Linked DNA regions of Mus musculus: regions 1 and 3 are each linked to region 2. The links are chromatin loops, found by intact Hi-C in ENCODE. Cell type or tissue: left cerebral cortex. All regions are shown on one strand.

What was found. A loop is a pair of places that touch in the nucleus more often than their neighbours do. Peaks named below come from ENCODE experiments on the same cell type or tissue, not always from the same donor. Only the 100,000 strongest peaks of a DNase experiment are listed, where the experiment ranks them.
Region 1: it touches region 2 in a loop (3-fold over the local background); 5 of 42 quality-filtered maps call a loop at or near these places.
Region 3: it touches region 2 in a loop (3.0-fold over the local background); 13 of 42 quality-filtered maps call a loop at or near these places.

What each region holds. Positions count from the first base shown.
Region 1 is chr2:27,534,878-27,542,877 of GRCm38, forward strand. Wdr5 (WD repeat domain 5) reads left to right here. Exons shown (of 14, transcript NM_080848.2): 14 at 1-1,658. It overlaps Gm25541 (a small nuclear RNA gene), which reads right to left and starts at 5,053; the gene lies at 4,928-5,053. It overlaps Gm13421 (predicted gene 13421), which reads left to right and starts at 5,549. Exons shown (of 2, transcript NR_166127.1): 1 at 5,549-5,688; 2 at 7,852-8,000. In left cerebral cortex, no CTCF peak of the experiment used is centred here; DNase peaks (open chromatin) are centred at 4,159, 4,718, 5,039 and 5,406; H3K4me3 peaks cover 1,833 bases; H3K27ac peaks cover 2,029 bases.
Region 2 is chr2:27,285,338-27,293,337 of GRCm38, forward strand. Vav2 (vav 2 oncogene) reads right to left here. Exons shown (of 28, transcript NM_009500.2): 9 at 7,333-7,432; 10 at 6,472-6,567; 11 at 6,013-6,081; 12 at 3,269-3,355; 13 at 1,102-1,187; 14 at 296-428. Among named protein-coding and RNA genes, the nearest start is that of Sardh, 42 kb to the left of the region's middle. In left cerebral cortex, a CTCF peak has its summit at 3,820 (motif pointing right); DNase peaks (open chromatin) are centred at 1,464, 2,201 and 3,851.
Region 3 is chr2:27,511,817-27,519,816 of GRCm38, forward strand. Wdr5 (WD repeat domain 5) reads left to right here and starts at 3,331. Exons shown (of 14, transcript NM_080848.2): 1 at 3,331-3,464; 2 at 6,813-6,976; 3 at 7,533-7,641; 4 at 7,927-8,000. The coding sequence starts at 6,896. In left cerebral cortex, CTCF peaks have their summits at 3,028, 3,668 and 6,651 (motif pointing right); DNase peaks (open chromatin) are centred at 2,285, 3,084 and 3,299; H3K4me3 peaks cover 2,181 bases; H3K27ac peaks cover 1,651 bases.

The sequences.
Region 1 (8,000 bases), 250 kb after region 2:
TTAAGGAAGCCACCCGGATTGGCAAGAAACACATGTGGGGCAGAGGCATGGGGCCAGGCTGGGTTGACAGGCCTGGTGCACCTCCTATCTGAAGATGTCGGCTCAGGGGAGTGCACACTACCGAGTCTTGATAGCCACTGTGATATTTCTTGCCAATTCTGTCTCTGCCTGGGGAAGTTCCTGGTCTGTTCTGTGCTCAGAGGCAACAAATTTTTAATTTTTTTATTACAAGAGTGAGTTCAGCTCCTCATGGGTTGTTTTTCTCTGTGGTTGTTGTTTTGGTATTGTATTGCCCAGTGCACACTGGAACAGGACCTACAGCCCTACTCCCATTCCCTGCCTCCTGCCCTGGCCTGCTTGTTCAATTTTCCTGCCTGTAATAGTACCCAGCGTGCTTCCATGAGTTTCTGGAAACACAGAAAGGTTGTAAGTTGTATCCGTGTCAAGTCCCTTTGTTCTTTTGGAGTTCATAGGTCAACACTGACCTCTCAGTGGTTGAAATGTCTCCTTGTCTCACTGGTATCACTCAGTAAGCTACACACACTGTAATAAAAGGTGGGTATGGACTGGGTGTGGCCCTGAGTTCTGACCAGGCTCTTTGACACCTGGCTTTATAAAGCCCTCCTCCCTTCCTGGCAGGAGTTGGAAAGGTCTCTGGGAGGATGGATCCTTGTTGTGCCTCTTCTTCCCAGTGGCTGCTGTGGGTGCTGAGTGTTGGAGAGGAAGAACCTCAGATGAGAAAGAGTGGAAGGAAGTCTTGGAAAGGCACCATGTAGTGAGGTTCTGGACCTCTTTATTCTGTGAGAGGCTCAGGGTCACCTGTGCAGGAGGGAGGAGTTCAATATGGTGCTTGCCCCAGCAGGTACAGCTTCCTGCCTTGGCCTCTAAACCCACCAAACCTCTCTTATGTCCTTGGCCCCCGCCCCAGGTCACCGCCTCAGGTGACCAGGACTGGAAAGAGGTAGTGGCCAAGCTCAGGACTACACAGCATTTTCACAACTGCTGCTGGCTGAACCCAGGGTGACCTACTGTGGAGCAGACTGCAGAGGTTCTGGGAGTACAGATGGGTGGCGGAGGCTGCTGGGCACAGACATGGGTGGAAAGGAGATTCTGGGTTTGCTCTGGTTGCAGCAGCAACCATCTGTGAGGCCAACACTGATGTGTATTGAAGCCACATCACCCAGGGCAGTAGCTGCTCTACTCTGCCTTTGCCAAGGCTTGTCCCCAGCTGTGGTCCTGACAGCCCTTTCTCCCTCCATCGTGCATAATAAGAATCCAAAGGTATTGGAAAAGAAACCCCATACATTGTCACTTCCTTGAGGGAGATGGTGTGTAAATGGGCTATCACATCGAAGAAGCCATTGTTAAAGAGGGTGGCTTGTCACACTGACATGGGCTCTGGGGCCCCTGGCGTCTGTTGGATAGATGAACCTGGGTTCTGGTCAATGTTGTGGGCATGTTGCTGGGGTTTCTGGAGGGTAGTAAGGTCCTTCCAGCTGTGGCCTGGTGTGCGGCCTCCTCCTGAGGGAGGGAGCTTGCTTGCCATGTCGAGCACAGTATCCCCGAGTATAGTTTATTTTTTCTACAGTTGAACTCTGTTGTAGATTTATGTAAAAATACATTCTCTTTTTAAAAATAAAGATTTTCATGCCTTGTAATTTTGTTCCATATAAGTTTGTTTTTTCCAGGAATTCATTCTGTGTGCATTCATTGGGTGTGTGGAGATCAGAGGATTACCTGTCATTCCCTCCCACTTGGTTGGCACTCAATAAGGATTTCTTTAGCAGAACAGGCAGTGGAGGAGCACACCTTTAGTTCCAGCACTCAGGAGGGTCTAAGTTCAAGCAAAGCCTGTCTGCGGAGCTAGTGCTAGGATTACACAAACCAAGGCTCAAATAACAACCAAAGGGAGAAAAAAAATTTTTTTTAAAGATTTATTTATTCATTATATGTAAGTACACTGTAGCTGTCTTCAGACACTCCAGAAGAGGGCGTCAGATCTCATTACGGGTGGTTGTGAGCCACCATGTGGTTGCTGGGATTTGAACTCAGGACCTCTTGAAGAGCAGTCAGTGCTCTCAAGTGCTAAGCCATCTGCTCAGCACAACCCCTCCCCAAAAAATTTGCTTTTCTTTTAGGTAATGTGCATATGTGTGATGGTTCATGTGTGTAGAGTGATGCCAGATAACTTTCTTGATAGCTCCCCACCTCAGTAGTTCTCTTACTTGAACCCAAAGCTTTCCAATTTGGCTAGTCTAGCCGGGCAGCATAACTGGGAGCCTTGTGGATGCTGGGAAGGCGGGCAGGCTGCTGTGCCTGCCCTGCATTTACACCAGTGCTAGGGATGCATGCTGATTCTCAGGTCTATGTGGCAAGTGTATTATCCACTCAGCTGTCTTCCCTGCTCCCAAGTCTGCATAATTTACTTTTGATGGGTTTAATGTAAATCTCTGAAGTACGGTGTCATGGATCCTGTGTCAGTAGCTTTAGTATAAGTGGCTTTGGAACTGGGCACAAGCAGCTGTTCATGCAACATTGGCCTAATGGAATGGCTTTATATGGATTTCTGCTGGGTGCCCTGTGTTCTTGGTGTACACAGGCTGTGACCTTTTCTGGGCAGACATGAACTAAAGTCTAGTTACTAAGACTAGAGAACTTAAGGTCTAACCCAGGTAACAAATCCAACTTGATCAGTGAGTGTCCTAAACCAGCCAGCCCAGCCTGAGTGACAGCCCTGGAGCTCCCCAAGCCAGTGGGAGGCACAGTGGGAGTCTCTGCTTAGCATTTTTAAAGATGTGCCCCATGTTGGTGGCACACATTTAATCCCAGGTATGGGACCCATGGATCTCTTGTCAGTTCAGGGCCAGCCTGGTCTACAGAGCTAGTTCCAGAATGGCCCAGAAATATTTGCTTTATGTATACGAGTGCTTTGTGTTTATATCCCATGTGTGTGTCTGGTGGCTATGGAGGCCAGAAGAGTGGGTCTGATCCTTGTGATGGTTGTGAGTGGACCTGAGTTCTGGAAGAGCAGCTAGTGCTCTTGAACCTTGAGCCAGCCTCTCCCTAGCAATTGGGGAGGAGCCTTATAAGTCCTGTAGCTTTCAGTTTATTGGGACTAAGTTTCTTTTTGGAGTTCATGAGCCTCCCTCCACCTTCCAAGAGAAGTGTGTTGCTCCATGGCCCAATGCCTTAAAGGTTTCCACCTTCCTTTTTGGCTAAGGACTTGGTTCTAGCCGTGTGGGCCTGAGTATGACTGCCTGTCAGTGGGTTCCTGAGGAGGGGTGCAGCCCTGACACCTTTGCGAGTGGGTCTGTTTATCCCCAGGGTGTATCAGCTTTGAAACTCCTTGGTGTTTTTTTGGGATTGTTTTAAAATGACCTCAATTTTGCATATTTTAGAGTAAGGCACACAGAGATGACATTTCACAACTAACATCTTGAGAAATGCTTTGAAGTATATTCCTTAAACACAAGCAAGGGACAGGTATGGCTCTAATCTCACTGAGGCAGGATTTATTTATTTAATGTAGATGGTTGTGAGCTATCATGTGGTTGTTGGGAATTTGAATTCAGAGGATTTCTGCTCATTCTGGTTGGCCCCCACTCCAGTCCTGTGCACTGTAGATGTCTTCTGACGCACCAGAAGAAGGCTTCTGAGCCACCATGTGGTTGCTGGGAATTGAACTCAGGACCTCTGGAAGAGCAGTCAGTGCTCTTAACTGTAGAGCCATCTCTCCACCCCAGGACTTTTTTTTTTAAGATGTATTTGGTATATAAGTATTGAGAGTTCAAGACCAGCTGAGACCCAGTCTGATAAACAACATTCTCTTCTCTGTTTCTCTTTGTCTCTCTTTCTTTAAATTTAAATGCATATGAGTGTGTGTGTGTATTATATTTGTTTTGTTTTTCAAGACAGGATTTCTCTGTGTAGCTCTAGCTGTCCTGGAACTCACTCTGTAGACCAGGCTGTCCTCGAACTCAGAAATCCTCTGCCTCCCAAGTGCTGGGATTAAAGGCGTGCATTACCACTGCTAGCCCAAGGCAACTCTTCTTATACATATACATATACATATATATATACTGTAGCTGTCTTCAGACACACCAGAAGAGGGCATCTCATTACAGATGGTTATAAGCCACCACGTGGTTGCTGGGAATTGAACTCAGGACCTTTGGAAGAGCAGTCAGTGCTCTTAACTGCTGAGCCATCTCTCCAGTCAACTCTTATAAAGGGAAACTCTTATAAGGCAACTCTTATAAAGGGAAACATTTCACTGAGGCTGGCTTACAGTTCAGAGATTCAATCCATTATCATCATGGTGAGAAACCACTGCCCAGCGAGTGTATATATTTGTTTACATGTGTTTCTGTGCACATGCACACAAATGTGCATACACCTCAACTGTGATCACAGTATACACATACCTGTATCCACTGCTTGGATTTCTGATACTAAAGACAGATTTGGTGCCACAGTCAATAAAGAAAGCTGTACCACCTGCTCTAGGAGAGCCCTTATGAACTCCCCACCGTCTGGAGTAGTGCTCAGGGTCATTTGTTGTTTGAGTATTAAGTGCCTTATGTCTGTCAGGAACACCCCAATATCCGAAGTTGATGAGCAAATAGCTCTTAGTAGGTGGCAAGTTGAGCTACTGCACATGGCAGTCCTCCAAGCTTCAGAATGAAATTGCCTGTTTGAAGTAGACTTACATCTGTCCCAAATATGCTGGGTAAGAGAGTTGGGGATGGTGATTAGAATAAAAATCTCGAGCAAGAAATCTGTATAAGATTGCATCCTTCGGGGGGAGGGTATGGGGGACTTTTGGGATAGCATTGGAAATGTCATTGAGGAAAATACGTAATAAATAAAAACAAAAAAACCAAACAAAAAAAAGATTACATCCTTCAGCTTCCAAATTTACACACAAAAAAAACAGTGGTTAGATGCCACGAAGTAGGTGGCAATGCCTTAACCGTATGTGTGTTGTTAGGCCCAAGGGCCTCTTCCATCCTTGTCAAGGGGAGTGCTAACCTTCTCTCCTTTCATACAACACAGAAGTACATTCCTCCCGCGGCGTATTTAAAGCTCCCAATATCGGACCTTTTTAGATAATGGTGAATTTTGTTTAGTAGTCACAAAAGCTTGTTACTGAAAAGTATCATATTTTATTTGGTGGTTTGATAATTTCAGCGCGGTTATTTAGAAGTAAAAACGGTTTATTTATTTCAAACCCGACACGCTTTAATTAATTCATAAAACTAGCCAATCACAGGCCTAAGGGAACACCGGAAGTTGTGAACGTTCTTGGGCAAAGCAGATTCCCCGGAAACAAAACAGGGTAGGCGCACGTCCAACCGGGACACGCTTGCGGACGGCGGGAAGTGGAAGTGGGCGGGCACGAATCAGAGGACGAGCGCCTGTTAATCCTTCCTAGATTTCCGGGCGACGGGTTGTAAACGCTGAAAGTGCGGGGGAGGCTGTGTACGGAGTCTGCGCATACTCCTCGGCTCCCGCCACCGTGTCTCCGCATGCGCAGCGAAGGCTGGCTACACGTCAGCTGTCGCTCAGGATTCGAGGAAGGGAAGGACTGTTCTACACGACGGCGGTTGTCCCTGCTTTTGTATCCACGTCCGGGGATCTTCGGTTAAGTCCATTTTATTGAAGAAGCCATCGATCTAGAACAACCTGGTAGTATCAGTCCCCTTCGTAAAACCACGGTGTGTTAAGAATGCACACGTATCTAAAGAGGGACAGGCATACTCACACCTGTACAAGTGTCATGCACATTTTTTCAAACGCATGGCCTAGTGCACACGAGCACATATATGCATACAAACAGTGAAGGAGCTGTATGTATCGGCTGTGTTTACTTTGTAATTTTCGGGCTGCTTGTGTTTTACAGCAGTCCGTAGTTAGCTGGGCATGTGTTTCATACCTGTACCTGGGAAGTGCAGGCAGTCAGGAAAATTGAGTACTAAGCCAGCCCAGTCTAGGTGAAGGAGACGTGTCCTGGAAACAAACAGGACTTAATTTGTTAAGGCAGGTTCATGGCCAGGTACTGAAGGAGTCAAAGGGTTATTCAGCTAGATACCGTGGACGGAGTGGGCGTGCATATCACATCTGGAACGCTGGCATTATTATTATTTAGGGCTATGTAGAACTGTACATAGCCCTGGTTGTTCAGGAGGGTGCTGTGTAGACCATAGCAACTTGAACTCAGATATCTGACCGTCTCTGCCTTCCCAGTGCTGAATTAAAGGCCTGCAGTACCACATGCCATAGGCTAGCATTATTGAGTCAGGTTTTTCTACTGGGAAGTTTTAGGACAAGCTTGTTGGCCGTAGTTGGGAATCTGCTCACAGATGGAAAGACAGAGCAGATTACTCTGCACATTGTCTGCATGAGAGAGCAAGGGCCAGGGTCTGGGTCAGCTTTCTGGGGGTGGGAGCTGGACCTGAGGCTGGGAGCAACATTTTGGGTGATCTTGGTGTTGCCCGGAGCTGGGAGAATGAACTGGCAGCTTTGGTTTGGCACCAGCACAGCTACATCCTCTTCATGGGCTTGAAAGTTCATTGCAAATAGTGGGAGGAGGGGGCAGCCGGTCCCATAGGAACACCAGAGCAGGCCTCTTCAGCTTTAAAAATAAAACAAAGCCATGTTGTCCCCTGACAGCTTTTCAGAGTCACTTCTATCATGCGAGTCCCTGGGCTCAAACTCAGGCCATCACATCAGTCACTGCATGTCTTTACCCACTGAATCCTCTCTGTGGTCCTCTGTGGTTCCTACTGTCATGGCCCGGCTTTGCATTTGGTACAGGTGGAGGTCCACCGCCACATTTAGAGACAAAGCGTGTCTCAGGGTAAGGAAAGGCAGCTAGAGGGGTGTCTTAGGGTCGGGACCATGCTGGGAGAGCCTACTAGGCCACAGTTCTTTCTTGGACAACCTGCAGAACCTGTGGGTAACAGGGAAGCTCTTTGTTGTTCGTTAGTAGAACATGCTTTGCTGGTGCCTCTGGGCCTTGAGCTGTGATAAACACACCTTCTGTTCCCTTGTCTATCATACCAGCACCTGCTCACAGGAAGGCCCATGGTGCTATGTCTGGTCAGCATAGGGCTTCTCTCACTGAGGTCCTTGTCATGAACCATGCCAGGCCAAATCTTCACTGATACCTCAGGGTTTAAGGATCAATGAGAACTTGCCGAGGCCAGCAGGCTGGGCTGGGCTACAGGTAGAACGGCTTGGTTCCGTGTGCCTAGACTCTGGAGCACGAAGAGAAAGGAGCAGAACCACCACTTCTGGACTGGTGGTTGTCCTTAAATGCTCCCAAGGACGTCACGAACTGCACACAGAGAAAGTTCTAGAAGCCAAAATTGTTCGGGTCACTTCACTAACCAGTTGCTAGATAGAACACACACAGCTAAACTGGAATGTCAGATAAAACGATGAATTTTTTTTTAAAGTATTATGTCCCAAATATTTCATAAGACATATTTCACTAAAACTAACCTGTTTACTGAGAGTCACATTTAATGGAATGTCCATTAAATATTTTTTTAAATACTACTTTTAAAAATGATATGCTTATGAGAATTTTGCCTGTGTATGTTTGTGTATGATGTCCATGCAGAGGCCAGAAGAGGGTGTCTGATTCCTTGGAACTGGAGTTAGAGTGCTTGTGGCTGCCATTAAACTGTTATTGAACCAGTCTTTTACTGAACAACAAGTCTTCTTAATTGCTAAGCCATATATATATTTTTAAAAAAATCTTTATATACTATATAGATATGAAGGATGCTAGCTGGGTATATACAGCAAGCATGGGTGTGTTCATTTGTCTGAATTTGCATGTAGGTGTGACGTGACTTGCCCTCGAAGATGGACGGTACCCTGGAACTACCAACTGAAATAAATCCTTCCTTCCTCCGTTGCTTTTGGTCGAGGCGTTTTATCACAGTAACAGACATGAAATTGGGACACCACCTAAGTCCAGCTTGTGCAGG
Region 2 (8,000 bases):
AAGCCAGCCCCCAGCAAAAGAGACAGAGCAAGAATGGAGCTGTTACAACAGACAATGAAGAACTAGTCAGGTCCACTGAGACTAAAAAGTCAAGGCTGGGAACGAGGCTCTTACTGGTACCCTAAGCATGACCTCCCTTCTGCTTCTAGGAAGCTAGAGTCTTAAGGATGCCTATGACCCACCATGGGAACTACCAGCCAGTCATAATGACAAAGGGAGGCCAGCAGGGGACACCTGATGTGCTGGCCCTGGGGTTAGGACCCTGCACCTGGCCCCTCTCCAGACCCAGACCCACCTTCTTGATGTCCTTGTTGTGCATCGGGTCATCGGTCATCTTGTGGAAGAGCAGCTCAATGACCTCCTTCAGCTCATAGCTGTAGCCCTTCCTCTTGCACACGATGACCACCTTGTCAAATAGGAACAGGTACCTGGCCACATAGGGCACCCAGTGTCAGGACAGCCATGCTCTGTGTGAAGAGCCTATATCCCTGCCTGACTCCTGTCCCTGAGACCACAGCCAGTGTGTTAAACCAAGAGGGCCAAGGCTTGTACAGGCTGCCCTCTCTCCAAGGTGAGACCCTCCTTTCTGTCAGGTCCACATGGCACAATGACTCTCGGTCAGGAAGCCACTGCTCCCATAAAGTCGTCCTGAATGCCACCTTCATGCAGAAGATCCTCGGCCCTCTGTCTTTATCTCCCTTGGAGCACTATTCAAAGGCCACTACCAATTCTCTCCTCTGTGCCCCCAGAACCCAAGTCTGTTGTGACGTTTCCTAGACGGCTGACTTGTCCTGACTCCGCCCACACCTGCCTATCTACTCCCACTGGGCAAGGAGCTCCCCAGAGGCCAGACCTCTCTGTGTCCCAGCTTCGACTCCCAGGCCAGCTCACAGCCCACCACAGGCAGGGCAGTGCCCTTTTGTGGCTATTGCTGTGTGACAGACACAGAGGAATTGTGGAGAGAGGAAAGGAAGTGATTTAAACAGCTGCATGGCGCCTGCCTTGCTGTCCTTCTTCCCACAGGAGGGTCTGTCTCAGGCCTCCTAGGAGTGGGGTCCCCAGGCTAAAGGGGGATGGGGTGCCGAACATCACCCCACTCACCTGTCTTGCTTGGTGTGGTTGACTATGGACCGGACTTTAAGCTCCCCGTCAATCTTTGGCCTCCCAAATTCCTCCAGCTTCACTTGCTGGAAAGGCAAGGACTGTTAGTCCAAGGGTGGACAACCTCTGCATTGCTAGACAGGGAGAAAAGTAGGCATGCCCAGGGCAGGACAGAAAGACCCAGGTGTGATCTAGGAAAATGTGCCTACGGTGACTGGGTAGCCCATGAATGAGCCAAGCCTGTCCCCTCTCAGGGGGCCACAATGGGGACTCCCTTGAGCCCTGGGAACAAAGGGCAATTGATGGTCTGGTCATGCTCACAGGCGGCCCTTGTGTGGAACCCGGAGCTGTAGGAAAAGCCAGAGGTCCAGCCCTAAGAGAGCAAATAAAGCAAGCAAGCAGCACCACTGGACTGAGCGGCAACCACAGGCGGGGTCCAGCCGGGTTCATCCTCCACAGAAAGCAATCTATGCCCAGCCCCGCCACCACTGGCCATCAAGTCTCCATTTCCGCTTCTGCTTGGACTGTGCCTCTCTGTTCTGTTTAATACAGAGAGATCTGCCTTTCCACTGTCCTCTGTATCCTCTTCAAGGGACAAGTCTATTCAGGAGAAGGCAGAGGTCGGGTTCCAGGGGAAGTGGCTATGCCTGTGGGTGGTCACATGGGCCTGGAGGCCTGGTCCCTGTACTCTGTGAAAACTCCTAGGTCTGACTTCAGTATGACAGAGGCTGGCCTTGGCCTGACACAGAGCATGATTCACATCTGCTCGGGGACTCTGCTATGCCCCTTTGTCCCCATCACACAGGACATATAAATCCAGGTGCCTTCTCCTAGAGACAGCACCAAGACTGCATGCAGCTTGGCTGTCATATACCAGAAACACCGAGATCCATGGATCACCGTTCTTTGTGAGATAGGGCCTGGAGTATCCCACACTGGCCTGGATGCTGTGTGGCCAAAGACAACGCTGATCCTCCTGCCTCCGCCTTCCTCCTCCCCTGCCCCCGATGCTGGATTACAGTTAGTGCCCCTGAGTCCAGTTTACTCAGGGCCCTGTGCATGAAAGGCAAGCACTCTGCCAACTAAACCACACTCACATCCCATTCCTTGTCATTTAAAGAGCAAACATGACTCACAACACCAAAGCAAACTCCCCTGTGTTCAAAAGCAGTGTGTTAACTGTGCAGTGATCAGAAAGCAGGGATGACTGGCAAATGGTCTGAACCCCACAAATGTTCATGCTTCAGGTCACACTCATGACACATAAGAATGGGCTGGAGAGATGGCCCAGCGGTTAAGAGGCTCTGAGTTTGATTCCCAGCAACCACATGGTGGCTCACAACCATCTGTCCCGGGTCTGACGCCCTCTTCTGGCGTGCAAGCACACATGTAGACAGAGCACTCATCAGACACTGCTTGGCAGTTCTCCTTGCCCTCTGATGAGCCAGCCAGCTCTGTAGAGGGTTCCTCTGGAGATGAAGATGGGTATGCCAGCCTAGATATCGGGCTTCCAGGTTTCTACTTCGCCAAGCTCTCCAGGAAAATCTCCAAGAAGAGGGGATGTTTGAGCGGGGAAAAAAATCAATGGTTCAATATCAAAATGACTCTGGGAATCAGACGGCATTTGGAGGAGCAGTCATCACTTGGGGTTGAGGGCGCTATTAGCATCCGATGGGTGGGGGCAAGGGCGTGCTTAAGGTCTCCTATTGCAGAACACCCCAACACAGAGAGACCTAGACCCAACATGGGGCCAAGCAGGGCTGAGTCCAGGAACAGCTCATCTCTTCTCCCCGGAGTATGCCTGAGAGAGGGCCAACCCTGACTGACAGCCCCCAGTCTGATTCCTAGACAAGGGGCAAGCTGAGGGCCAGCTCTCAGGTTGAGATGACCGTGGCCCCACCCCCAAGCCGAACCCTGCCCACTGCCCACCCTGAGGACAGGGAAACAGGAGGGCCACAGAGCAGACGAAGCGTCCTGCCTCTGGTCGCCACAGCCTGGGGTTCAGGCTGGGAAGGGAGAAAGAGAGCCAGGCTGTCAATAGGACATCCATCTCCTGAGCCCTACACGTGGATGACCTCATCCGCACAGTAGGTAGAACTGGATGAAGGCTGATACTGCCCGACCTCCCTCCTACTCCCGGCAGGCTTCGCAGGCAGCCACGGCTTACCAGGTTTTCTATGGAGCACTGGAACTCGCTAATCTTCTTCAAGGTCTCCTTGTCCCGCTTCACTTCATTGATGTACATGGCCAAGTCCTGGAAATCAAGACAGGATCAGGGCACTGAGTCACACACGGGGTGACCTCCCAGCCCCTTCCTAGCCCAGCTGGTCATTCCACACTCTTCCTCCATCTTGCCTGGGGCCACTCCAACTCTGGGCTATGGGAGTAAAAACCACCACACACAGGGAACCAGGAAGGAATAAGGTGAAGAACACAACATTTGAACCCAGAGTACACACTATGCTGAAGAGGGTGCTGGGAACCCCCAAATCCAGGTTCCCCTCACTCAGAAGGCCTTCTGTGTCAGAATGGAGATGCAGCCCAGCATGGATAAGCCACAGTGGGTCACACACAGCCACTGTTTAGACCTTTCTGCTCTCACGAAGCCCCTGTCCCACCTTCCCTGAAGAGCCTGGGTATTCTGTAAGTGGCTGGGGGAGATGGAGTGGGGGGAAGGTATGAGCCCTACATAGTACTGCAATCCTCTAGTCAGTCACCAGGGGGCAGTGCTCACTTTGCTTCAGAAAGTTTGAAATGGTCTGGAAGCAATGCCCAGGGGCGGCTGGGACAGAACAGCAGGGATCCTACCCAGAAAGCAGAGCAGAGAGGAAATCCCCGGCACACAAAAGCCAGACCCACATCCTGGAGCCAGTTCCTACCTCCCTTATGGCCTCTCTTGCTTCTGGGATCACTTCAAGGGCCAGCCTACAAACCTTGCTACTGGCAGCTCCCTACCAGAAGCCACAGTTTATAAAGGGTGGGTTTTGTTCTAAATCAACAGCAGCGACAGATCTGAGCGTGTGTGGCCCTGTGCACCCTGGCAGGAGTCACAGAAGTGCACGTCTGGGAAGGAGATTCCCACAGAGACAGTAGAGCTCCGGAGGCAAAGCAGCCAGCTAACAGAGTTGCATGGAGTGTGTACTGCAACCCTGAGGAAAGCTTAGCTCCAGGGCAGTGACAGCCCAGACACTGGCTGGATGAATGGTTTTCTGCTTTGCATTGGGGACATTAAAGGCTTTTAGATTCCCTGCTGTATTAGTTTTCACTGAGGGCACTTCAGTTAGAGAACTGCATTGATCACACGGTCTTGTGTGGCCATGTCTGAGAGATTGTCCTGACTGACGATGGAGGAGAGAGGGAACTGCCCACTGGAGGTGGCGCCAATCCTAGGCTATAGAAGAGAGCTAGCTAAGCGCTCCAGAAAGTGAGACAGTAAGCAGCCTTCTTCCATGGTTTCTGCCTTGAATTCTTTCCCTGATTTCCCTTCATGACAGACTGTGACCTGGGAATATAATCTAAAATAAAACTTTTCCTCCCCTAAGTTGCTTTTGATCGTGGTTGTTCATCACAGTAACAGAAAGCAAACCAGGCCGCCTTCTAAACTTTGCAGTTTGAAGAGCCTCCCGTGAAAAGAAGAACACAGAGTCACAAACCCTCTTTGGAATGTCAGGAGCTATATAACCTCAGGGTACTTTGCCACAAAGGGACCCGAAGCCACACACTGGCCAGGCTTGGGTTCAGGGTACACCTGCAGTATGAGTCACATGCTCCAGGAATGGCTGACACTGAATTGTGTCTGCAGTGGGAAGATGTGGTGGTCCCTCTGCTGCGGTGACCTCAGTTCCCCAGGGGCGCCAGCCAGAGGTCCCCATGTCAGCCATGGCACCCACATTTAAGTCCATTCAAAACTGATGCAAACTTTTCCAGCTGCATGAAGTCTGCTCTCAGAGAGCAGGTAGCTTTGAGAGCCAGCGTCCTCCCCCTGATCCTGTGTGGGAGTTAGACTGCAGCACCTTCCTCTTCAAACAAGGTGTGTCTTGGGAAAAGAAGGGGACCATGGACCAGAGGACTCAGGGGTCAGGGGTCAGAAGTCAAGGCTGGAACTCACTGCTTCTATAACACTGCAATGCCAAAGGGACCTAGCCTGTGTCAGGCATTTCACCTTGTCTAAGACAGGTGTCTATGAGAGGCACAGGTATGACTGTGGGGTAGCCTGACAGTCCCTTGGCTAAGGAGTCTGGAAGGTGACTTTCTTGGACTGTGTCAAGTTCATGGCAAAGACAAGATGAGTGGGATGCAGGCAGATTAAGTGAGGAAGAGGACATGTCCTGAGCACACCTTGGGGTGGGAAAGAATAGAGCATGCCCAGGAATCTGAGCATGGCCAGGCTTCCCCGGAATCTGAGGCGTTCCTGTTACACACATCTTCAATGACCCTGGCCTGATTCAGAGAACAGCAGAAGCCACAAAGGTTTCTGAGCAGAACACAGACGAGCTTCTGAGGGCAGTGGACGGCCATACATGAGGCATAGAATGGCTGGGCAGGGGCCTTCAAAGCCAGCACGTGAAAAGGGACCTTCCAGTGAGTGACAGGGCATGGGCATGGGACAGACCTTCATCAGCAGATGCCCAGGAGGAAAAGAGGTACCCCAGGATAGAGCTGGCACCCAAAAACCATTGATGACCCCAGTGGACACTTGAAAATACAGTGTGGGGACAGGGCAACTGCAGGCAAGTGAAGTTGGGGACTTTGGACACATGGTGCAAGCAGCCTAGCCTGCTGCTCCTTCCACCATCATGTAAGTCTAAGCCCAACCGCAGTGTCCTGTCAGTGTTACCAAGGAGCTCAGTCTGGATCCAGGAGTGTGTGCACACTGGTCTGGGGACTCCCCGCTCTGCCTCTCTTACTTACCTGCATGGCTTCCAGGGCTTCTTTGAGCTGTTGTCTTTCTGGTCGGTCTGCAGAATGGCTCAGGAGCTCCTAGGGGAGTGAGAGGGAAGCTAGGGTGAGCCCTCAAGGTCTCAGGACAAAGCCACCCACCAGCTCAAGTGCAAGTCCATCTGTCCAACTCCAACACACATGGGATCCCTTACATAGTAGACAACTGTGCAAGGCCTCAGTGATGAAGCAGTCAAGCATAGCAGCTCTCCTCTCCTCTTCCTGGTCCGTGGGTGCTGTCCTGTCTCTTCCCACTTTCCTAATGGTCTTAACTTATTCATAATTTTCCTTCCAGATGCCAGGATACCCCTTCATGGTATGTACTGAACATGGGCTCATTCATCAGTGTGTGCCACCCTGCCTGTGGGTCCAAGCCCATGCCATCAGAGCCCAGTGTGACAGAGGGCATGATGAGCAGGCTGCTAGCCTCACCTTGAGCAGCAGGTGGTACTTCAGCACCCGTTGCATGGGCACCACCAGCAGGTCTTGCAGCTTGAACTTGCCATCCTGAACCCTGAGTGTGCACTCCTGGAGAGAGAGAAGCGAGTGGATAAAGGGTATTACTCTTCTGGGAGAACTCATGCCCCACTGCCAGCCACACAGAGAAAGAGACCTCAGAGCTGGATCCTCGGTCTTCTAGATTATGCATGAAGTTGGTGTCACCACCCCTCACATCCCAGAACATGATGGGACCCTGGGATCTGAGGCACCACATTGCACAACAGTGCCTGAGGGGGCTGGGCCTTGCAGAACATGGCCCATGGATCTGCCATGTGCTCCCTGAGAGGCCAAGTGGGGAGGGGGCTCATACAAGGCTGTGAGGATAGCTAGGATCCCCTGCGGTTCAGGGACAGTAGAAACAAGCATTACATGCTACCAGCACTTAAGCTGGAGCGCTGAGACAGAGCTTTCCTAACCACACAGGAAAGGGCACTCACTCCTGGACCCAGAGGTGAGGAAGAGCCAGGAAGGCGCTCAAGCACAAGCTGACAGAGGTAGGCAAACCTAGGCAAGGGAAGGAGGCCCAGTGTATCATGAAAGTCACCTAGGCCTGCTAAGGTCTGATAGGACCTCAGCAGAGTTTAAGGTCAAGTGTCACTTACTGTGATGGATTTGTCCAGGCCTCCACAGCCCCTAAGTCTTAGGCTGTGTTGGGACAAGTATTCTGGCAATCGCCCAACAAAATAGGGGAATAGCCACAAAACCAAAGACCGGTATTGAGGGAAGTTGGTTTGTCCCTTAGGTCTCAGCTAGCCAGCTGCACCAAGTCAGGGTACCAGGATGCTTTGTTACCTCCACTTTCTGCCTGAAGTCCTCTCGGCTGGCGAGGAGCTGGTTCAGTGTACTCTGAGCGTGTTCCATGTGGCTACAGTACTCTCCATAGATCAGGAGCCTAAGGAGGGACAGCAACGTGTACACAGAGCCAACCAAGTAAGACATTTACAGTTGCTATGAGCTGTGCTACAGTGCACAGGCAATGTGGACATGCATGCACCCATGCATCTCTAAGATGCATGCAGCTACTGTCCTGACTCCTTCTCAGGCAAGCTGGAGAGCCTCAGGGTCACTGCCCAAATGGCTCCCCTCCCCCAGCCCCCTTTCTGCTTTCCTACCTGTTACATGACCGTGTTGGGAGGAGGGCTCCCGAAACATCAGCAAAGGAGGGTTACCAAGTTCCCCCAGCCAAGAAGGCACCTCCTACAGGCTACCTCAAGTCGCCATCCATGGCTCTACCTCTGTTCAGGAGAGGAATGCCTGAGAGAAGGTCCTGCCTAAGGGGCTCTCTGCTTGCCTCCAAAGACCTAGCATGGGGACTATTCATGGCTCAGGCTCATCCTAGGGCCACACAAATTGGGGGTAGTCTCTGGTGCTTCTTCAGGGGTGTCAGTGGCCACATCCAGAGATATGCAAGGCCCGTGCCCAGCCAGAAGCAACAGGGTTCCAACTGCCCTAGCCAGCCC
Region 3 (8,000 bases), 230 kb after region 2:
GGTTTCTCTATAGCCCTGGCTGTCCTGGAACTCACTCTGTAGACCAGGCTGGCCTCAAACTCAGAAATCTGCCTGCCTCTGCCTCCCAAGTTGCCACACCCACTCCACTGGAGTGGGTGTGGCAAGCCCAAAGGCTTGGACACAGTCCTGAGGCAAAAAGTTTCACAGAAACTTTTCTCCTGGAACCTTGGCATCCCGTAGCATGAATGCTCCTTGCAATAGTCGGCGTTATATTATAGGTAGTGCTACTCATTCAGATGTAACGCCTCCAGTGTTGAGAGGCAGTGAAAGAAGTCAGACATTGCAGTTTACTAGGTAAGAGCTAGAAATCTCAGGGCCAGTTCAACAAAGTAAACTTAGAGAATAACAGCCGAGTCACTTCCATGTGCAGGAATTTACAATGGCCTAGGAAGAAGGAAGGTTGTGGTCTAAGAAGGAACTAGAGTAAATACTTAGAACAACAGCTGAGTCACTCCCATACACAGGAATCTACAGTGGCCCAGGGGAAAGGTGGATTATACAATAGACTAGAATTGGAACTATGGCAAGGGCATAAAACCCTTGCCTCTGGCTTCTAAGAATAAACTGACCTTAGGTGGGGCTGCTTTTGACCCCAGTTGTAAACACTGAATTATATCCCAGTTATAAACACTGCCTGGTTCCTCTTAGCTTTTATGTATGCATTTCTCTGTTTTGTGCAGTCTTTTTTTTTTTTTTTTTTTTTTTTTTCTGAGACCGGATTTCTCTGTGTAGCCCTGGTTGTCCTGGAACTCACTCTAGTAGACCAGTAGACCAGCCCAGCTGCATTGGGTAACCTCAGTGTACCTTTGATGACCTTAATGTATCGCCTAACTTCCTTGTTTTCTTCTGTAATATAAGTCTGGTGCTCACTTTGAGAAATTACATTTAGATACAGCACTCTCTGTCAGTGTCTGTCACTTTTCGCCGACTCCTAGCTCACCTGAATACTGGGACCTTGATTCTCCTGAGGGTTGAGGGGCTGACTGAATCCAATCATCCCCCCCCCCCCCGGCACCAAGTGCTGGGAAAAGGCATGTGCTACCACCACACAGCAAAGGAAAACTTTTAACTGAGGCTGGCTTACACGTTCAGAGGTTTAGGTCATTATTGTCATGACAGCATCATGGCAGCATGTAGGCTGACTTAATACTGGCAAAGGACCTGAGAGTTCTGCATCTTGATACTTAGGCAACAGGTCTTGCCGTAACTGTGAGCCACTGAGCCTGGCTTGAGCATTTGAAACCTCAAGGCCCACTTCCTAAGTGACATACTTCCTCCAACAAAGCCAAACCTGATAGTGCCACGCCCTGTGGACTTGTCATTTTTATTCAAACCACCACAGTCCAGAACTCTCTGGGTAGTCAAGGATGACCTTGAATATACCAGCTTGAGGGCTGGGAGACACATAAGCACAATACTCCCACTTTGTGTGACACTGGGACTTGAACACAGAGTTTTGTGGATGCTAGGCTAGCATTCTACCACCTGGGTTATGTCCCCATCTTATCATAGGGTGCTTTCTTTCTTTTTTTTTTTTCTTGGTTTTTTGAGACAGGGTTTCTCTGTATAGCCCTGGCTGTCCTGGAACTCACTTTGTAGACCAGGCTGGCCTCGAACTCAGAAATCCGCCTGCCTCTGCTTCCCGAGTGCTGGGATTAAAGGCGTGCGCCACTACGCCCGGCCCTACATAACTGTGTTTTTAAAGATATCAAAATTCTTACTACAGATCCAGTGTGAGTAAAAGTTGGAAATCTGGGGCTTCTGGGTCAGGACCCCTTATCCTTTGAGCCTTCCATGCTGGTCTTGAAGTTCTAATATTTCTGCCTCTAACTATCTAATACTTGTGCTGTTGCACTTGGTTTATGAGTGTTGGGGATTGGCTCCAGGGCTTCTTGCATGCTATGCATACACTTTACCTGGATTTTCAGCAATTCCTTTGGCTGGAATTTTGAAAAGGCCACATCTTAGGTAGAGCCGGGATGAGGATGGAGGTGGACAGGTTTGAATGTTATCTGAGAGGTGGGTGGCAGAGGATTAGGTTTGGTTTCCAGTCCGGTTAGCTAGGCAGATACGGAGATGTTATTCTTACCATCCCATGCTCCACTCCATCCAGGGCTCCTGGCATAGGTCTGTTAGACACACAGATTCGTCTGAACTGTTTCTGTGCCTTTAGCAGGAGATTCCAGGCCAATGTCAGTCTTCTCACACTCTTGTAGCTATGGCAACCACACACTCTCCATTCTCAAGCTTCAGTTGCTTAGTCCCTCCCTCTGCACAGGTTCCCCACGCGTTATATTTGATATTCCCAGACTGGAAGATGAGGCTGCACAGGTCATAGCCACCTCCAAGAGTCTAAGACCATGTGAGTTAGACAGTGAAGTGAGAGGTGCAGACCTGGCTCCAGGTTCTCCTTCTGTCCCTGTGTCCTCCTCTCTGGGTGTTTTCCCCGTTAGTGACAGGAGTAGAGGTGGTCCAACAGGAAAGAGGGCTGTCAAAACTTTGCTAACTGCAGGCCGGCCAGCCTGCTAGGGGCTGTCTTGTGAAAATGAGATAAAGCCTTTAAAATGGAGCTCCAGAGCCACACAGGAGCCAGATTGTAGTGGATGCTGTGGCTGCCTGGAATGTGAACTGCCTGAGCCTACATTCAGGTGCAACTGCATCGTTCCAGATGCATGCATAGCTGGAGGACTTGGAGCCCCTGTGTTAGGGACACTTGCCTTTCCTGTCCACATTCTTTCTTGTTTGTCTTCTAAGTCAGGTAGCTCCTCTCTTGTCAGCGTGCAGGCTTCCTTCTCTACAGTAGTGCCCTGCCTTCCCTGGACACTACTGTAGATCTCTCCCTGCAGCGGTAGCTCCTAAGACCTTTTTCGGAGTGTGTCTGTGTGGGGTGGTGGTGGTGGTACAGCGTAGCCTCCTTATGGCCCTGTAGAAGAGAGGCAAGTATGTTCAATTTGAGCTGTGGTTTGCAGCGGCAGGAAGCCCCCCGCCTTGCGGTAGGCTGGGGAGGCCGCAGGAGCTCCGGACTTCCGGACCTCGTGGACATCCACCAGTGGCACCAAGAGGTTTCCCAACAGTCCTGGGCAGGCACGGGCCAGCACAGGCAAATTGTAACTGTTAGCTTGGCTACACAGCCTAGAATAACAGGAGAGGCACCTAAGCACGTTCTCACCCATCTTTAATTCTAGAGTGCTCCAGTCTGCAGTTACCGAACACCAGTAGCGGTCAAATAGGAAGCGAGAACCACAGACGGCCCCTTTAAGGCGCTCCGCCTCCTCTAGTTTTTCTGACCCTCGTCGCCGCCCGTTGTCCCGCCCCTCGCGCACGCGCAATCCCTCCCGCCTCCCGCGCCGCTGCCGCCTAGTCCAGCAGATCGTCTGCTCTCGCGCGTAGGGCTAGCCGACGCGACGCCAGAGCGCCCGGCCCCGCCGCCGCGGCCCCGGCAGGTAAGCGAGAAACCCGGTCCCGCGGGCGCGAGGCGAGCGGCGGCCACGAGGGCCCTCGGGCTCCGGGCTCCACAGCGCCGCACGTGTTCCGAGGGCCTCGGGCCGGGCCGGACGCCGCATTTGCGGCCGCGCCCCGACCCCGCCGCCCCTTGTGGCCGCCACGGCCCGCTACTTCCACTGCGGCCCCTGCTACGCCCCTAGACCCTTAGTCCTGCGAGCTTCTCGAGACTCACACCTCAGACTGGCGTCACTGGGAGTGGAATTCTCTGTCTCATCGGGGACACCCAGCCAGCGTCGCGCAGGTTTCCTTGGCCACTTGGCGCCTCTCGTGCTGCGGGCACAACCCTCATTTGTGTCCTAGCGCAAGTTTCTACCTGACTAGGGCTGACCGGTCAAGGGTTTCTGAACATTGTCCGGGACAGCCGGGCAGTTGAGCGCACAGTGGTGTGAAGCCAAGGCTACTAGTACCTAGGTATCTAGGAGCCCAGAGAGGATGGGTTGGAGTTCTTTGTTGGGTTACCTACTGCACTCACCTGAGTGACTGAACCATTCTGTCTTCCCATACTTGTGTACTAGGGTGGAAACCAGGAGTCTACATTTGACTGGAGGGAGACTGATGGCTGCTGCCCTTCCATAGTCAGGCTCACTCTAGTGTAAAGCCCCGGCTGCGGCTGCCGGTTACCTACCTCCTTTGTGGGCAGTGGAGGCCAGCTCCAAACCACCTGCTGAGGATCCTGCTTAACCCAGCTTCCTCCCAGACCTGCCCTCCCCAAGTCCTGCTTTCCTGAGTGCTCTGTCTTGGACTCTACCCTGTGGAATTGGAAAGTGGTGGTCTCCTTTGAGCCGGTTTCAGGTTGATGCTAGCCTCACATTTAACTGCTTTGAATTCCTGAGCCTCCTGAATGCTGTGAGGCAGATTGGCTAATGTTGATATTCTTTCTTTCTTTCTTTCTTTCTTTCTTTCTTTCTTCCCCGTTTTTGTTTTTGTTTTTTGGTTGGTTGTTTGGGGCCCACATCCTTAGAGCTCTTCATCCTTAGAGCTGGAATTAAAGTGGGTGGTGCTACAACTAGTGTCTTCAGATGTTAATATTTGTCTTCCTGAAAGACCCAGCTTATTAACGATGTGATGGGCAGGGCTGGGTGGTGGTGTGCTTGTTGGCAAGGTCATCCACCTGCTGTTAGGTGAATCTCTTTATATGCTAAAAGAAGCTTAGTTCCTAGAGACTTCCCACACTGGAGATAGATCTGCCCTACACTGTTGGCCTTTCATTTCACTGGAGTAGGGAGATGAGATGCTGGTTGAAAGAGACTTTCTAGCCCTTTTCATTACTTAAGTCTCAGCTCCTGTTGCTACCTGTATGGTCCACAAAAGTGGTTGCTATGGGAACTCATGGCCATAGTTGCATTAAGAATAAGCACCAGGTCAGGCCTGGTAGTTGATTTATGCCTGTTACACCAACCATACCAAGCTTGAGACTGGTTTTTTAATACCAGTGCATAGCAAGACCCTGTCTCCAAAAAGCTAAAAGCACCAAGCAGCTGGTATTTCCTGGGCACAAGAGCTTTGTTTGTGGAGAGGCCCCTGGGACCTACCCTAGTCTGATCCTTGCACCTGGGCTTGAGCTACAGCGGATTTGACCTTGATGGAGATGGCTGCAGGTAAAACAGCTTGGCTGCACCTGTGTGGTGCATGGTGTTCCTGTTCTTTCCTCTAGGATTGAAGACTTTGAGGCATTGTTCTCTTTTGGTGTCCTTTCATCTTAGTCTTATGTGGGGGTCCATGTGAGGTTTCAGGTTTAACCTCAAAGCCAGACTTTACATTATGATTGCTCCTTACATTGATGGCTGAGGAATGTCTCAGTAGCTCTCCGTTAGAGGAGTACTAGCTCATTTCCCAGTCAGGTGGTGTGCTTTTCTGGATGCGTGCAGGTGATGGGCCCTCCTGTAAACTGCAGTAAACTGTTGCAGTTGCATACATGTTCAGGCTGAGTCTGTCCAGCTGACTGGAATAACTACTTTCCCTCAGACCTGCAGCTTATCTGCTGTTGTTTGTGCTGCTCCCCCAGAGGTTTCTTTCACATGGGGGCAGTGACTACTCTGTTTTATTCTTGGAGCGCTTTCGGTAGTACTTTGTGCACTGAGTCCCTGTGCTCTGTAAGCTCTAGGTATTGTTAAAGGCATGTTGCAGTTTATGAGGTCACAGGGAGCCACTGAGGAGGTGAGGCCACTGTGTTTCGTCAAATTATTTGGGTGTATTTTAGAATTTGGGTAAGTTCACAGACTTGTGCACAGAAAGTCTACCTCCTGTTACTTGGCCTGTTGTTTCTGTTAGAAAGCCTTTTAAATACTGTGTCAAGGGCTCTTTGAAGCAAACTCACATCCCTGTATACACCTGTCTGCTACAGTGGGAAGCCTAGGCCATCACACAGAGTGTCTGAAGCGTCAGCCCTGGGATAGGGTGACAGTTATCCCCAGCTTGGGACAGTTGATTTGTTGGAGGGTTCAATGTGGTGGTCGTGTTTCTCCTTTTTATTCTTTTATTTATTTATTTATTTATTTATTTATTATATGTAAGTACACCGTAGCTGTCTTCAGACGCACCAGAAGAGGGTATCAGATCTCATTACGGGTGGTTGTGAGCCACCATATGGTTGCTGGGATTTGAACTTCGGACCTTTGGAAGAGCAGTCAGGTGCTCTTACCCACTGAGCCATCTCACCAGCCCCCCTTTTTATTCTTTTTCTTGGGAATCTTTCTATTTTTATGTTTTAAAGATTTATTTTACATTTATAAGTACAGTATAGTTGTCTTCAGATACCAGGAGAGAACATCAGATCACATTACAGATGCGGTTGCTGGGAATTGAACTCAGGACCTCTGGTAGAACAGTCAGTGCTCTTATCCACTGAGCCATCTCTCCAGCCCCAGAATCATTGTTTGTTTGTTTGTTTATTTATTTATTTTGTTTTTGTTTTTTTTTTTCGAGACAGTGTTTCTCTGTGTAGCTCTGACTGTCCTGGAACTCACTATGTAGATCAGGCTGGCCTGGAACTCAGAAGTCTGCCTGCCTCTGCCTCCCAAGTGCTGGGATTAAAGGCGTGCGCCACCACATCAGGGCAAATTTTATTTAACTTTTGTTTTCCCTCTCTGCATGTAAGTCTGTGTGCCATGTGCATGCAGTCCCTACAGAGGCCAGAAGAGGATGCCAGATCCTCTGAGCTGGACTCACAGATAGTTGTAAGCTCACAAGTGGGAATCAAACTTAGGTCTTCTGGAACTGCATTTGGCGAGCTTAGCTACTGAACTATTTCTCCAACAACCTTTGTTAAAGAGAGGATTTGTTTATAGGCCCCTTACTATAGAGTTCAGCTGACAGCCTCTTCCATTGTGACTCCCCCTTCACGGTGTCCTGCCCTGTGGGCTTCAGAGCCATGGCCACAGAGGAGAAGAAGCCAGAGACAGAGGCTGCAAGAGCACAGCCCACTCCTTCCTCATCAGCCACACAGAGCAAGGTATGTCCCACAGGCTGGAGAGATTCTCAGGGACATTATTTTATTAATCTAGGCTTCTCTGCCCAGTGAGGTATGCTGCCAGTATTTCTGAGCACACAACAGTGGTCACACAGAGCAGTCAGGTGCCACACCAGGGAGTCCCAGACCTAAGATGGAGGTGAGGGTATTTATCAAAAAGTACAGTTTGTTTTGAGGCAGGGTTTCCCCTATAGTCCCTGGCTGGTGAGGAACTCGACATGTAGACTAGGCTAGTATTGAACTCATAGAGACTCAACTGCCTCTGCCTCCCTCTCCCTTCCTGGGATTAAAGACATGCACCACCATACCAAAAAAAATTACAAATTCTTGGTGTGCTAAGGTACTTCAGGGAAAGTCGGGGCTTTCAAGAGAGGTGCTAGGCTCACACTGGCAGTTTAAAGGGGGACATCAGATAAGGTTATAGTAAGTTCTTGTGTATGAGTTTGGAACCAGCTAGTGCTTGATTACACTTTGGGAATCAAGTGGGTTGATTGGGTGGTGGTAGTTGCCTCTGGCTAATCTGTACTGTTTCCTCCAGCCCACACCAGTTAAGCCAAACTATGCCCTGAAGTTCACCCTGGCTGGCCACACCAAAGCTGTGTCCTCTGTGAAGTTCAGCCCCAATGGGGAATGGTTGGCAAGTTCATGTGAGTATCCTTCAGTCCTTTGGAGAGGCGTCTGAACTTTGTTGGAGGAAGGAGGATGAGGAGGCTGGACTGTGTTAGTTGTTACTGGTCTCTGGGTTGGTTAGCATTCAGCATGTTTGTATGGAACTGAAGTAATTGCCTGTTCACATGCTATTGCCCCTCTGCAGTGAAGGGTGTACTTCTGTGTGTCCATACTTAGTTCATTGAGTGACTCAGGCCTCCTTCCTTTGGGTGACTGTACAGCCACAGCCTTCTCTGACTTCAGCTCCCTTTCATTCCTTTCAGCTGCTGATAAACTCATTAAAATTTGGGGAGCATATGATGGAAAGTTTGAGAAAACTATATCTGGTCACAAACTG